Regions from separate parts of the Homo sapiens genome. Here region 1 is linked to region 2. A link is a contact called in ENCODE Hi-C or POLR2A ChIA-PET data. All regions are on one chromosome and are shown on one strand. The core of a region is the stretch at or near the end of the contact, and the rest is flanking DNA. Distances in the headings are between cores, read along the strand shown.

The links. Hi-C counts contacts between places; a loop is a spot of excess contacts on that map. ChIA-PET counts read pairs that join two places held with the same protein, here RNA polymerase II (POLR2A). Pooled maps may share reads with other maps.
Region 1: a loop to region 2 is called in a pooled map, with 2.2 times the contacts of the local background. The contact joins the enhancer-like site here to the promoter of ASPHD1 in region 2. A Hi-C loop is called at or near these places in 1 of 50 pooled maps. POLR2A ChIA-PET finds 5 or more read pairs at or near these places in 4 of 52 experiments (AG04449, WTC11, activated CD4-positive, alpha-beta T cell and 1 more).

The regions. Positions count from the first base shown.
Region 1 is chr16:29,639,618-29,647,092 of GRCh38, reverse strand. No RefSeq gene overlaps it. Among named protein-coding and RNA genes, the nearest start is that of SPN, 20 kb to the left of the region's middle. RefSeq lists enhancers at 1,051-1,345, 2,243-2,512, 3,469-3,528, 3,649-3,768. Within about 2 kb of position 1,277, at least 5 of the 41 ENCODE cell types and tissues checked have a DNase peak (open chromatin) inside an H3K27ac peak, as active enhancers do.
Region 2 is chr16:29,895,081-29,902,074 of GRCh38, reverse strand. ASPHD1 (aspartate beta-hydroxylase domain containing 1) reads right to left here and starts at 1,587. Exons shown (of 3, transcript NM_181718.4): 1 at 155-1,587. The coding sequence starts at 1,103. It overlaps SEZ6L2 (seizure related 6 homolog like 2), which reads left to right and starts at 2,525. Exons shown (of 18, transcript NM_001243332.2): 1 at 2,525-3,134; 2 at 4,091-4,222; 3 at 4,954-5,253; 4 at 6,215-6,354; 5 at 6,615-6,816. The coding sequence starts at 3,056. RefSeq lists enhancers at 1-566, 2,333-2,627 and a silencer at 1,540-1,969.

The DNA.
Region 1 (7,475 bases), core at 28-2,527, 250 kb after region 2:
AAACTGCCAGGTGTGGTGGATCATGCCTGTAATCCCAGCACTTTGGGAGACCAAGGCAGGCGGATCACCTGAGGTCAGGAGTTCGAGATCAGCCTGGCCAACGTAGCAAAACCCCATCTACTAAAAATACAAAAATTAGCCAGGTGTGGTGGCAGGCGTCTGTAATCCCAGCTACTTGGGAGGCTGAGGCAGGAAAATCGCTTGAACCCGGGAGGCGGAGGTTGCCATGAGCCAAGATTATGCCACTGCACTCCACCCTGGGTGACAGAGTGAGACTCTGTCTCAAGAATAAAAAATTTAAAAAATAAATAAAGCTGGGCGCGGTGGCTCACGCCTGTAATCCCAGCACTTTGGGAGGCCAAGGCAGGTGGATCACGAGGTCAGGAGTTTGAGACAGGAAGCTGAGGCAGGAGAATAGCTTGAACCCAGGAGGCAGAGGTTGCAGTGAGCCAAGATCGCTCCACTGCACTCCAGCCTGGGACAGAGTGAGACCCCATCTCAAAAATTGATTAATTAATTAATTATCCCAGAAAATAGAACTCCCAGAAGGTGTAGGGGTGGAGAAGAAAATATGAGAGAAAATATATGAGACTGCCGCTCTAACATAGAGATCCAATAAGTGGCGGCTTAAAGAAGAGACGTGTCGGCCGGGCGCAGTTGCTCACACCTGTAATCCCAGCACTTTGGGAGGCCAAGGTGGGTGGATCATGAGGTCAGTAGTGTGAGACCATCCTGGCCAACCCCGTCTCTACTAAAAATACAAAAATTAGCCAGGCATGGTGGCGCATGCCTGTAATCCCAGCTACTTGGGAGGCTGAAGCAGGAGAATCACTTGAACCCAGAAGGCAGAGGTTGCAGTGAGCCGAGATTGTGCCACAGCACTCCAGCCTGGGACAGAGTGAGACTCTATCTCAAAAAAAAAAAAGAAGAGACGTGTCTGCAAAAAACAAATAAATAAATAAACAAAAGAAGAGACATGTTCAAGTGAAATGGTGGTAGTTAGGGAGGCAGCTCTGCTTCTCTCATTGCTCAGGGACCAAGGGCCCTTCCTCATCACTTTTCTGCCATCGGTAGGGCACCGTTTGTCACCTGCACGTTTGAATCTGTTGTGGGGATCTCCAGCCAGCAGGAATGGAGAGTATGAAGCTGGCCTACTTCCTAAGGCCAAAGACCAGAAGTCACATACATCACCTCCTCACATTCTATTGGTGGAAACTTAGTCACATGACCATGCCTACTGCAAGGGAGGCTGGGACATGCAGTTCCACCATGTTCTTGGGGAAGAAGGGCTCATTGGATTTTGGATAATGAGTAGTCTTTGCCACAGAGACACAGCCAGGCAATCCAAGAGGCCCAAAAGCTAACCAATAGGAGTGCCAGGAAGAGAGAACCCAAGAAATGGAAGAAGGAGAATGATCAGAGATCATTCTCACTCTGATGAGAAACATGCGTCTTCAGGCTGAAAAGCCCACCTAGTGCCTGCCCAATGAAAGAAAACCCATGCCGGGCACACTGGAACCCCAAAAGTGTCATGTACGACTTAGCTATTTCCTAAGGAACAGGAAGCAGCTGGTGATTAGGTTAACATAAATGAAAGAAAGAAAAAAGTCCCAGGGTAAGAAAAAATTAATAGAATGAACACCACATTAGGCTCTGAACTTCCTGGGGCTGGCCCTGAAAGGGAAAATTTACATAAGTTCCTCCTTTTTGACTATAAGAACTAGTTCCTTAGAGAAGGTCAATATTTCGTGACACTCACTTCTAAAATTAATTTTCATATAAGAACATATCTTATGCCAGTTGATGTCATGGATATAATGGCTGATGGGCAACACACCACTCCTGAGAAAGGCTTGGGCACTGGAGTCAGACCAACCTGAAGGCAGCCACCACTCACTGTGTGCCCTTGGGAACATTTCTGAGTCTCAGTTTTCCTCACCTTTAAAATGGGCATAGTAAAAGGAAAAGAAGAGCCAGGCATGGTGGCACAGTAGTAGTCCAGTAATCCCAGCCAAGGAGGCCAAGGCAGGAGGAGTTTTGAGGCCATCCTGGGGACCATAGGGAGACCCTGTCTCTCTAGATTTAAAAAATATATTAAAAAGTAAAGAAAAATGGGCACAGAGTATTTATCTCACAACATTATTAATTTGTTCTTTAATTCCGCAAATATTTGTTGAACACCAACCATGTGTCCGGCATAGGATTGTGACAATTAATGAAATCAAGGGCCAGTCACCTGTCCTCTTGGAGGTAGCCTTCTCCGGAGTGAGACAGACTCTACATATGTAGGAAGCAGGCATCATGGAGAAACATCACGCAGGAAAGTGGGGGAAGGAAGTGCTCCTTTCTACAGGCTGATGTCTCTGAGAAGGGGACATCTGAGGGGAGACTTGAGGGAAGAGAGGGAGCAGCCATGAGATGTTCATGGGGAATCCCACGGACAAACAAAGCCAGTTCAAAGGCCCTAACCTGGGTCCTGCTTCGCGTGTTCTGGGAAGCCCAAGGAGGCCAGTATGGCTGGAGCAGAGTGCATGAAAAGCGAAGTCAAGAGGAAAGGGGGCCATAGGGCACGGCTTTAGGTCATTATTAGCACTTTCACTCTGAGTCAGTGTGGAGAGTTTAGAGAGCTTCAACTTTGTTTTGTTCTGTTTTCTAGAGACAGAGTTTTATTCTGTGGCCCAGACTGGAGTACACTGGTGCAATTATGGCTCACTGCGGCCTCCAACTTCTGGGCTGAAGCGACCCTCCCACCTTAGCCTCCTGAGTGGCTGGGACCACAGGTGTGTGCCATCATGCCCAGCTTTTTTTTTTTTTTTTTTTTTTTTTTTTGATACAGAGTCTTGCTCTGTCACCAGGCTGGAGGGTAGTGGCACGATCTTGGCTCACTGCAACCTCTGCCTCCCTGGTTCAAGCAATTCTCCTGCTTCAGCCTCCCAAGTAGCTGAGACTACAGGCACGTGCCACCATGCCCAGCTAATTTTTGTATTTTTAGTAGAGACGGGGTTTCACCATGTTGGCCAGGATTGTCTTGATCTCTTGACCTTGTGATCTGCCTGCCTCAGCCTCCCAAAGTGCTGGGATTACAGGCGTAAGCCACTGCGCCCTGCCGCTGATTTTTGTATTTTTTGTAGAGACAGGGTCTTGCTATGCTGCCCAGGTTGGTCTCAAACTCCTGGGCTCAAGTGATCACCAGGGTTTCTTGACAGATTGGATTTGGGGATGTGTGAGAGAGGATTGAGGACAACACCAAGGTTTTCGGCCACACCAACTGTAAGAATAGAATTGTTGTATTCTGATATGGGAAGGCTGCAGGAGGAGCAGGTATGGGGGAGAAGATAAAGAGTTCATTTTGGGCCCGGGCACGGTGGCTCACACTTGTAATCCTACCACTTTGGGAGGCAGAGGCAGGCAGATCGCTTGAGCTCAGGAGTTTGAAACCAGCTTGGCCAACAGGGTGAAACCCTGTCTGTACTAAAAATACAAAAAATTTGCCGGGTGTGGTGGCACGTGCCTGTAATCTCAGCTACTCGGGAGGCTGAGGCAGGAGAATCACTTGAACCTGGGAGGCGGAGTTTGCAGTGAGCCAAGATCAGGCCACTGCACTCCAGCCTGGGCAACAGAGCAAGATTCTGTCTCAAAAAAAAAAAGTTCATGTTGGGACATGTTAAGTTTGTGTTGCCTGTCAGACACCCAAGGGGAAGTTTCAAGTGAGCAGTTCTGAAGCTCACAGAAGAGGTCTGCAGTGAAGATGAAAACTTGGGGGACATCAACATTTGGATGATATTTAAAGCCAGGGGTCTGTGTGAGCTCAACTCAAGAGTGAGTGTCACCAGGCACCATGGCTCATGCCTGTAACCCTAACACTTTTGGAGGCCAAGGTGGGAGGATCACTTGAGCCCAGGAGTTTGAGACCAGCCTAGGCAACACGGTGAGACCCTATCTCTACTTAAAATTTTAAAAATTAGCCAGGCAGGGGGGCATGTGCCTGTGGTCCCAGCTACTTGGGAGGCTGAAGTGGGAGGATTGCTGTAACCCAGGAGTTTGAGTTTGGAGTGAGATAGGATTATGCCACTGCACTTCAACCTGGGTGACAGAACAAGATTCTATCTCAAAGTTAAAAAAAAAAAAAAAAAAAAGAGTGGCCAGGCGCCATGGCTCACGCCTGTAATCCCAGCACTTTGGGAGGCTGAGGCGGGCAGATCACGAGGTCGGGAGATCGAGACCATCCTGGCTAACACGGTGAAACCCCGTCTCTACTAAAAATACGAAAAATTAGCCAGGCGTGGTGGCGAGCGCCTGTAGTCCCAGCTACTCAGGAGGCTGAGGCAGGAGAATTGCATGAACCCAGGAGGCGGAGCTTGCAGTGAGCCAAGATCGTGCCACTGCACTCCAGTCTGGGCGACAGAGCGACACTCCGTCTCAAAAAAAAAACAACGAAAAACGAGTGAGTGTCAATTAGGAGAAGAGGACCAACACAGACATAAGAAGTGGGTGCCACTTCACTTACAGAGAGGGCAGTGACAGCTCAGAGATTCTGTGTCTTGCCCACGGTCACACAGCTGGTAAGGGGTAGGATCCGAATTCACAATGAGGTCCTAGTTCAGATCTTTTTGCACTCTATTAGAGTAATCCATACAGACTTCTGTTGATCTAAGTCGACCCGTGGCTATAACTGGAAATAGTTAAGGAGTGTTCACTCAGCCCTCAAGCCTTGAGAGAGAGTCTCGCCCTGTCACCAAGGCTGGAGTGCAGTGGTACGATCTCGGCTCACTGCAACCTCCGTCTCCCGGGTTCAAGCGATTCTCCTGCCTCAGCCTCCCAAGTAGCTGGAACTACAGGTGCCTGCCACCATGCCCAGGTAATTTTTGTATTTTTAGTAGACATGGGGTTTCACCACATTGGCCATGCTGATCTTGAACTCCTAACCTCAAGTGATCCGCCCGCCTCGTCCTCCCAAAGTGCTGGGATTACAGATGTGAGCCACTGTACCCAGCCAGCAGCTGGGCTTTTGAGAAGATTTGGAGAATCAAGAGTCCACAATTCTTGATTCTCAGTGTGGGCCTGGAGGTTGCATGGGTTTGCAATACATTGAGTCTGGGCAGATGTGTGCGCCTAGCAAAGCCAGAGGTGGTAGCAGCCATCACAGGTTTCCAAAGCTGGGGCCCTGGCCACCTAAGTATCAGCCAGTACAGACACAATATTAGATCTGCCCCAGCCCTTGAACAACTGATGGGGCACTCAGTATCACACCTCAATCGGCCTCCCTCCATTGGAGGACTGACTCCATTCCTCAATATCAAGATAAGTGTCACAGACTGTCCCTGTCCCAGCTCTAAATTAAAGGTAATGATGCTGCCCTCTCCAGGACAGTCATAAAGTTAAACAAGAAAATAGTGAAATTACGCACAGAGTTTACTATTTTTCTTTTCCTGTCTCAGCCTTTAAGAACTCAGTAAAGGCCAGGCGAGGTGGCTCATGCCTATAATCCCAGCACTTTGGGAGGCCAAGGTGAGCAGATCACCTGAGGTCAGGAGTTCGAGACCAGCCTTGCCAACTTGGCAAAATCCTGTCTCTACTAAAAATACAAAAATTAGCTGGACTTGGTGGCAGGCACCCGTAATCCCAGCTACTTGGGAGGCTGAGGCAGGAGAATCATTTGAACCCGGTAGGCGGAGGTTGCAGTGAGCCGAGATCATGCCACTGTACTCTCCAGCCTGGGTGACAGAGCGAGACTCGGTTAAAAAAAAAAAAAAAAAAGGAAAGAGGAAAGGAAGAGAGAGAGAAAGAGAAAGAAAGAAAAGGAAAGGAAAAGGAAAGAAGAAAAGAAAAAAGAAAGGAACAGAACAGAACTAAGCAAAGATCCCTCAGAAGGGACCTCCAGGGGTCCCCCCACCCTCGTATCTGTTCAGTTCTGTTTCCGTTCAGTTGGATGTGTCCCACCTAGGAAGTGGTTTCAGACAGGGTTCCTCAGAGCCCTGGGGTTCAGAGGTGATGTTTTGGGGTTTGTGGCTCTGGGCTGGTCATCATCTACCCTCACTCCCAGACCTATTCTCAGCCCTACCCTCTGCCCTGGAGGCTCCCCCACCCTCTGTTTTTTGTTTTGTTTTGTTTTGTTTTGAGATGGAGTCACGATCTGTTGCCCAGGCTGGAGTGCAGTGGCAGGATCTTGGCTCGCTGCAACCTCCGCCTCCCCGGTTCAAGCAATTCTTCTGTCTCAGCCTCTCAAATAGCTGGGATTACAGGTGCCCTCCACCACGCCCAACTAATTTTTTTGTATTTTTAAATAGAGACAGGGTTTTGCCATGTTGGCCAGGCTGGTCTCGAACTCCCGCCTGGACCTCCCAAAGTGCTGGGATTACAGGGGTGAGCCACCGCACCCGGCCTGGATTTCACTTGAGTTTAGCTAAAGGGAGGACTGGCTGGAGCTCCAAGGGGGAGGACAGTCAGGACATTTCTATTCTGCTCCCTTCCTGCTGTGCCTCACATCTCTGGCAGTGGCTTCATCTCCCCACCCACATCTGCAGCACCTGTCAGGTGGCCCCTTCTACATCCCCAGGTTTTAATGAGTTTCGGTAACACAGTTTCTGCCTGTTACCCCATCAGTCCTAGAAGCAGTAACAGGCTCCAATAGTTGCTAGTCTCTTAGGGCTTCAGCATTCCTTGTAGCCTCCTTTAACCATATCCATTTCTCCATAAGGAGTCCCTATATTAAAGCCTCCAGAACTGCGTGTTCCAATAGATAACAACTAGCCACATGTGGATACTTAAATTGGAGCCAGATGTGGTAGCTTACATCTGTAATCCCAGCTACTCAGGAGCTGAGGCAGGAAGATTTCCTTTTTTTTTGAGACAGAGTCTCGCTCTGTTGCCAGGATGGAGTGCAATGAAGCAATCTTGGCCCACTGCAACCTCTGACTCCCTGGTTCAAGCGATTTTCCTGCCTCAGCCTCCCGAGTAGCTGGGATTACAGGCACGTACCACCATGCCCAGCTAATTTTGGCATTTTTAGTAGAGACGGGGTTTCACCATGTTGGCCAGGATGGTCTCAATCTCCTGACCTCGTGATCCACCCGCCTTGGCCTCCCAAAGTGCTGGGATTACAGGCCTGAGCCACTGCGCTTGGCCTCTTTTTTTTTTTTTTTTTTTTTTTGAGATGGAGTCTCGCTCTTTCGCCAGGCTGGAGTGCAGTGGCGCGATCTCGGCTCACCACAGCCTCCAACTCCCCTGGTTCAAGCGATTCTCCTGCCTCAGCCTCCTGAGTAGCTGGGATTACAGGCACATGCCACCATGCCCAGCTAATTTTTGTATTTTTAGTAGAGACAGGGTTTCTTTTTTTTTTTTTTTTCCAGATGGAGTTTCACTCTTGTCACCCAGACTGGAGTGCAATGGCACAATCTCGGCTCACCGCAACCTCTGCCTCCCAGGTTCAAGCGATTCTCCTGCCTCAGCCTCCCAAGTAGCTGGGACTACAGGTG
Region 2 (6,994 bases), core at 338-2,837:
GAGGCTGAGGAAATGCTGCTGTGGGTGGCAACAGGGAGCCATGGAAGAAGAGAGGCACAATGAGAACCAGACAGCAGACGGCTCTGGCGGAGAGAAGGGTCTGGGGGGGAAATCATCGAGGCAAGGAGGTTGTCAGTAGGCGGCAGCTACTTACCCAGATGGCATCTGACCCGGGCATTGGTGGGCCCACAGCGGCCCTCGAGCCGGGCCCCAGGCAGGAGAACGGAAAAGCCGGCATTGCCGAAGGTGTTGGCACTCATAAAGCTTCGAAGCCCCCTCAGTGCCCGATAGGCCCCCGGGCACCGGCGGCAGTTGCTGGGTTGGCACCGGCCTGCTTGGTACAGCAGGAGCTGGTAGCACCCGGGGGCCAGAGGTGGGGACCAGCCCCGAGGCGGAGGGGTAGTCCCTGAGAAGTCCCAGCTCACAGCCCCGAAGTCCCGCAAAATGGCAGGGAAGCTGCTCTCCAGGAGCTCCACGTCGTGCCGCTGGGCGTCCCGCGGCACAAAGGGGGCTGAAGGCAGGTCTGGTAGGAAAAGCAGGCCTGGGCGCTGAATACCTAGGACCCCTGGCCCTCTCCCAGGGCCTGGGCCACCCTGAGCTGCCCGCCTCACTCTACCCATCCCAGCCCAGGAGTAGCGCCTTGCGTAGGCCCGAAGCCGCCGGCTCACTAGGCCTTCCGTCCTAGGTCCTTCCCCGGGATCCCCAGGACCCCCTGGGCTTGGCCCGCCGGCCTCCGAGCATCCCACAGGCCCACCACGAACACCCCCAGCTCGGCTCCCAGCCCCTAGGGCCTGCATGTCTTGGGAGCCCAGGCGGTAGCAGTACCAGAGGAACAGGGAAGTGAGGGCCCCGAAGAGCAAGGTGAGGGCCGAGGAGGCCAGGGGTAGTGGCCACGGGAGCATGATCAGGGAGGCCCTGGCCAAGAGGCCTGGGGCGTCCTCCGGACCCCAGTTCCCCTGTCCCCCCAGCTCCCCACCTGTCCCTTCCATGGCTGCCCCCTGGCTCCCCGCTGGACTGTTTCCCTTCCACATTCCACTCTGGGCTGTCTCTCTCTCCTTCCGCGGTCCTCTCTCCACGCTGAAGCTCCCTCTCCCCTCCTTCATGCACCTCCAACCCTCCTCTCTCCTTTCTCTCCCCTTTCTCTCTCCTTCTACCTCTTCTTCCTCCTCTCCCTCTGTCGCCTCCTCACCCTCTTCTTTCTCCTTCCAGCAGCCTCCTCTCTCTCGCTCTGCTTCTCTCTCCCACCTCAATCTCCCCCTTTCCTCCCCACCCCCGCTTTTCGCTCGCTCTCTCTCCCCGCTTCCTCCTAGCTCCCCTGGGCAGCGGTTCCTACCCTGCCTGGACCTGCAGTCCCGGGAACCCGCAGCCTGTCTTCCTCCGCGGCAGCTTCTTTCTCTCCGGCCTCACTGCTCTCTCCTTGCCCTCGCTCCTCACTAGCCCCGACCCTGCGGTCCTGCCTGGCTCTCGCTCCCTCTCTCCTACTCGCTCCTTCCTGGGCTCCCACTCACCCTGACGTCACTCCTTCCCGGAGCCCTCTCAGCTCAGCCACCCCCGAACCCTCCCAGTGGCACAGCAAATCAGCCGGGTGCCGGGGGAGGGGGGAGAGTTGTCGCTGGAGGTGCCTCCCCACCCCCCCCGCCCGGAAAGGGCGCCACGTGGGGCGCAGGGGCCACGGTGCCAGCCTCCAGCCGTCCCGCAATGCGAAAGAAGGGGCGGGTCGTATCGGGCGGGGCCTGAGGGGCGGGGCCTGAGGGGCGGGGCGAGCGCGGACTGACGGCTGGGCAGGCGCCCGGGACTGCGGGCAAGGATGCTGAGGCCAGTCCGTCGGGCGGCTGGTCCGTCGGTCGGTCGGCCTGTGACTCCCGCTGGCCCTAGGCAGCCCGGGAGCCCGCGAGCCTGGCAAACACCGAAAGCGGCCTCAGCCAATCGCGGGCGGCGTCGGGCCGGGCCCGCCCCGGCGGGGCGAGGGGAGCTGTCCGCGCGCCGCTGGTGCTGAAAAGGGCGCTCCGGAGGGAAAATCAGAGCCGAGGCCGCCTGTTAGCTGGCCGGGGTCAGGGTTTATGGAAGAGGAGGGGTCTGTCTCTCCTCCCCAAACCCCGGCCCGTCACCCACGAGACTTGTCACAATCGTGGAAGCTCTCTATTCCCCTGGAGGAGGGAGAGCCCATTCCACCCGAGCTACTGTAAAAGGGGAAGGGAAGCCCCTTGGGAGGTCTGAATGTGAACAGGGGGCATAATTGGGGGCCTAGCAGGCGCGAACCAAGCTATGCAGCCCCTCGGCACCCTGGGAAGAGGAGATTCAGATTCCAGATGTGCTGGAATGGCAGGCGGAGGGGGCTAATTACTGCTGGGACCAGAGAGTTTCCTTTGCCTCCCCTAGGGGCCGCGGGAGTGAGGATTACGGCCCTGGCTCGTATGATCCCTCCCTCCTCCATCTGCACTTCCTCCTCCTCCCTCCCCGTCAAATAAATCCCAGGCCCCTCCCTCCGCCCGTCCCCAGGATCTGACGTGGGCTCGATACCTTTCTCAGCTTCTCCCTCCCGCAGCTCCAGTGCCCGAGCTTCGGCTCTCCCAGTTCCCCAACCCACCCCTTCCCCTCCCCGACAAGCCCCGCTAGAGCCCAGTGGAGACCCCCTCGATCCTCGACCCCACCCTAAACCCCCAGAAGCTGTCTTTCTCCTCCCCAGTCCCCTAGCTTGGGGTCCAGACAGCCCAGTGGACCCAGGCGCCTGAGCAGGAGGGTAACCCAGGCCACCCGGCCCCTTCGGCCCTCTCGGCCCCACCCCCTGCAGCCGGAGCCGCGCCCCCTCCACCACAGAGCCGCGAGAAGAGGACAGAGGAGACTGAGCAAAGGGGGGTGGGCTCCAGGCGACCCCTAGCCCAATTCTGCCCCTCCATCCCAAGGGGCAGAGAAATTGTCTTTCTTTGCTGACTCCTACGAGGAAAAAAAAAAAAAAAAAAAAAACAATTAAAGGGAAAGATAAACGGAGACGGAGGAAAGGTGGCAGCCAGATTACTTAGAGAGGCACAGAGGAGAGAGATCGGGGTGAGTCGCCATGGGGACTCCCAGGGCCCAGCACCCGCCGCCTCCCCAGCTGCTGTTCCTAATTCTGCTGAGCTGTCCCTGGATCCAGGGTAAGGACATGAGACTGTGGGGGTGGGCCCCAGGAAGGCGTCCAGCGGGGTCCTCCACCCTCCTTTCTCTTAATATCCTGGGTCTTCCGAGCACATGGGGGAGGGGAGAGGCACAGCTGATGGGGAAGGGGCAAGCCAGAGCTTTCAGGCTTGAACCCGAAGCCCCTTAACCCTCAATATTGAGAAGGCAGAGAAATGAATGAGAGAAGCTTTTAGCAGTGTCTCAGGGGCTAGATCCAAGAAGGAGGGCTGGGAAAGTTGGGGGGATGTCTGCGGAGGCGGCAGAAGCATGGAGGGACCTGGGTGGGAGATGGAGGTGCTGAGAGAGATGCCAGGCGCTGTACACACAACTGTTCTTGGATGAATGGACAAAGACAGATGAGCAGAGGCAGGGCTCAAAGACCAGATTTTCAGTCCCCCACTCTGACCCCCAGCCAGACTCCAGGGAAGGAGGCAGAGACTGCAGAGGACCAGAGAGAGAGAGGGTGGGGGGGAGAGAGAGAGAGAGAGAGAGAGAAAAGACAGCCACACTGCAGAGACAGAAACCCAGAGAGAAAGCCAGGCACTGCGGAAGCAAGGGCTGGGAGGTGCGGCCAGATCCTCTGCAGAGCCCCAGGGTTGGGGGGAGATCACCACTGAGGTGAAAGGGAAGGCAGCACCGGCGACCCCTCTGCCTTGCTGGCGCTGTCCAGGGTCCATAAGAGCTAAGGTGTTCAATGAAGGCCCACACAGCCCAGGGAGAAGGGAGAGGGGAGGGGAGAGAAGAGGTGTGGGAGTGGGAGTATGAGGGCAGCTGGGAGCCCCTCCTCCGATCTTGGCCCTCAGTCGAGCCTGGGACCATCTGAGCCCCTGCAGGCCCAGCTGATGGAGGAGGGAGGAAGAGTTCTAGAAAATATCTCTCTGGAGAAGGAAGGGGTGTGGGGAAGTGGAGAAGCTCACACAACTTCACCTCCTAGGTCTGCCCCTGAAGGAGGAGGAGATATTGCCAGAGCCTGGAAGTGAGACCCCCACGGTGGCCTCTGAGGCCCTGGCTGAACTGCTTCATGGGGCCCTGCTGAGGAGGGGCCCAGAGATGGGCTACCTGCCAGGTGAGGCCCCCAGAGTGGCAGGAGTGGCCTAGAGGCAGAGGGAGGGATATGGGCTCAGGGAGATGGGGAGCCAGGCTAGAGAAGAGCAGGCAGAGAGAGACTGCAGAGGAAAGAGCCTGCATTCCTGTGAGATTCAGGGAACACAGAACGAGACTGTCAGAGAAAGTCAAACCTGGGCACAGACAGAACCAGAGAGACAGAGACAGAATGATTAGGTGACAGTCAGACAGAAAAACAGACACATAGAAACAGAGATGGAAATTCAGAGAACCAGACTCAGAGAAATGGTGGAAGACAGAGACAGAGAGAATGAAACACAAAAACTAGTGGATCTCGAATCATGAAATCAGAGTGCAATCAGAATACTAAACAGGGAAATGGGGAAATAAAGAGTTCGAGAGAGAATGAGACAGAGGAGAGAGGAGATAACCAGAGAGAGAACGTGATCTGAGTGAGGAGGCAGAGAGAGAGGCTCAGGGAGAGGAGTATCAGGGTGGAAGGGGCTGGGTGGAGAGAAGGGACCAGAAGAGAAAGAGGGGGGACTCAGGCTGTGGAAGCCTTGGGAGGAGGTAGGGGCTGGGGTGGGGAAGGGAAAGGTGGGGGGTGCTGTACCTTGTGCGGGAGGCTTTTGTGGTATGGCAGGGGAACCCCTAGCTTCCCTCAGCCCTGCTCCCCACCCAAGGTCCTCCATGTGCTCCTCCTGTGCTCTGATATTCCCTGCACTGTCCCAGGATCTGATCGGGACCCCACGCTAGCCACCCCTCCGGCCGGCCAGACTCTCGCAGTGCCCTCCCTGCCACGGGCCACTGAGCCGGGGACAGGGCCTCTGACAACAGCCGTCACCCCTAACGGGGTCAGGGGGGCAGGCCCCACTGCGCCAGAACTGCTGACCCCGCCCCCAGGAACCACAGCCCCACCCCCACCCAGCCCTGCCTCCCCAGGGCCTCCCCTTGGGCCTGAGGGAGGAGAGGAGGAGACGACGACCACCATCATCACCACGACAACTGTTACCACTACGGTGACCAGCCCAGGTGAGGCGACAGCAAGGGGATGGGGGTGGGAGGACCGGAGAGGTACACGCTGGGGATGGATGGGAGAGAGGCTGCTGGGAACTGTGGAAGGAGTCCTGGGTACAGATGGGAGAATAATAATAACAAAGGTAGCATTTCTGTACCCTTACTATGTACCAGGCAGTGTTCCAATTGTTTCAGCTATATAACAGTTGGGAAAGGGAGTTCTGGCTCAGGTGGGAGAGGGAGCATTGCTTAAAGATAGTGATGGACATGGTGGCTCTAGCCTGTAATCCCAGCACTTTGGGAGGCCAGGCGGGCAGATCACCTGAGGTCGGGAGTTCGAGACCAGCCTGAGCAACATGGAGAAACCCTGTCTCTACTAAAAATACAAAATTAGCCAGGCGTGGTGGCGCATGCCTGTAATCCCAGCTACTCAGAAGGCTGAGGCAGGAGAATTGCTTGAACCCGGGAGGTGGAGGTTGTGGTGAGCTGAGATCCAGCCATTGCACTCTAGCCTAGGCAACAAGAGCAAAACTCCATCTTAAAAAAATAAAAATAAAAAAATAAAAGATGGTGAGGGGGGCACAGCAGCGCACAGCTGTAATCCCAGTGATTTGGGAGGCCAAGGCAGGAGGATCGCTTGAGGCCAGGAGTTTGAGTCCAGCCTGGGAAATGTGGCAAGACCCCATTTCTACAAAAAGTTTTAAAAATTGTCTCACCATGGTGATGTGCACCTGTGGGCCCAGCTACTCGGGAGGCTGAGGAGGGAGGATCACTTGAGCCCAGGAATTTGAGACTGCAGTGAGCCATGATTGCACCACTGCACTCCAGCCTGGGTGACAGAGCGAGACCCTGTCTCAAACAAAACAAAAAGATGATGAGAAGTGCTAAGGAGAAGGGAGATGAAGGCCAGAGTTGCTTGGCTGGGAGGGCAAAAGCACAGGCATTCCTTCCATCCCAGCCATTTGTATCTCCTCAGTTCTGTGTAATAACAACATCTCCGAGGGCGAAGGGTATGTGGAGTCTCCAGATCTGGGGAGCCCCGTCAGCCGCACCCTGGGGCTCCTGGACTGCACTTACAGCATCCATGTCTACCCTGGCTACGGCATTGAGATCCAGGTAACTGGACCAAAGCATGTGACTGTGCAGCTTCCAAGCCTTTTCCTCTGGGCTGTGGGTGTGCACGGGTTTGGCCTGGGAGCCAAAGAACCTGTCTGATGACTCAGGTGACCTCAAAAACTCTTCTAGATTTCTACAACTTGGGCAGCAGCGTGGTGCCTTTTGGGCTGCTACACACAGGGCAAAGGCACAGGACAGGGGCTTTGGAAGTCAAACACCTGGCTGACTTGCCCTGGCGGGTCTGTGTCTGGCTTCTCTAGGTGCAGACGCTGAACCTGTCACAGGAAGAGGAGCTCCTGGTGCTGGCTGGTGGGGGATCCCCAGGCCTGGCCCCCCGACTCCTGGCCAACTCATCCATGCTTGGAGAAGGACAAGTCCTTCGGAGCCCAACCAACCGGCTGCTTCTGCACTTCCAGAGCCCACGGGTCCCAAGGGGCGGTGGCTTCAGGATCCACTATCAGGGTGAGGAGTTTGAGGGTGCTGCTGGAAGGGCAGGGGCCATACTGCATACACTGGACATCTTTTTTTTTTTTTTTTTTTTTGAGACAGAGTCTTGCTCTGTCGCCCAGACTGGAGGTCAGTGGCGTGATCTCAGCTCACTGCAAGCTCTGCCTCCCAGGTTCACGCCATTCTCCTGCCT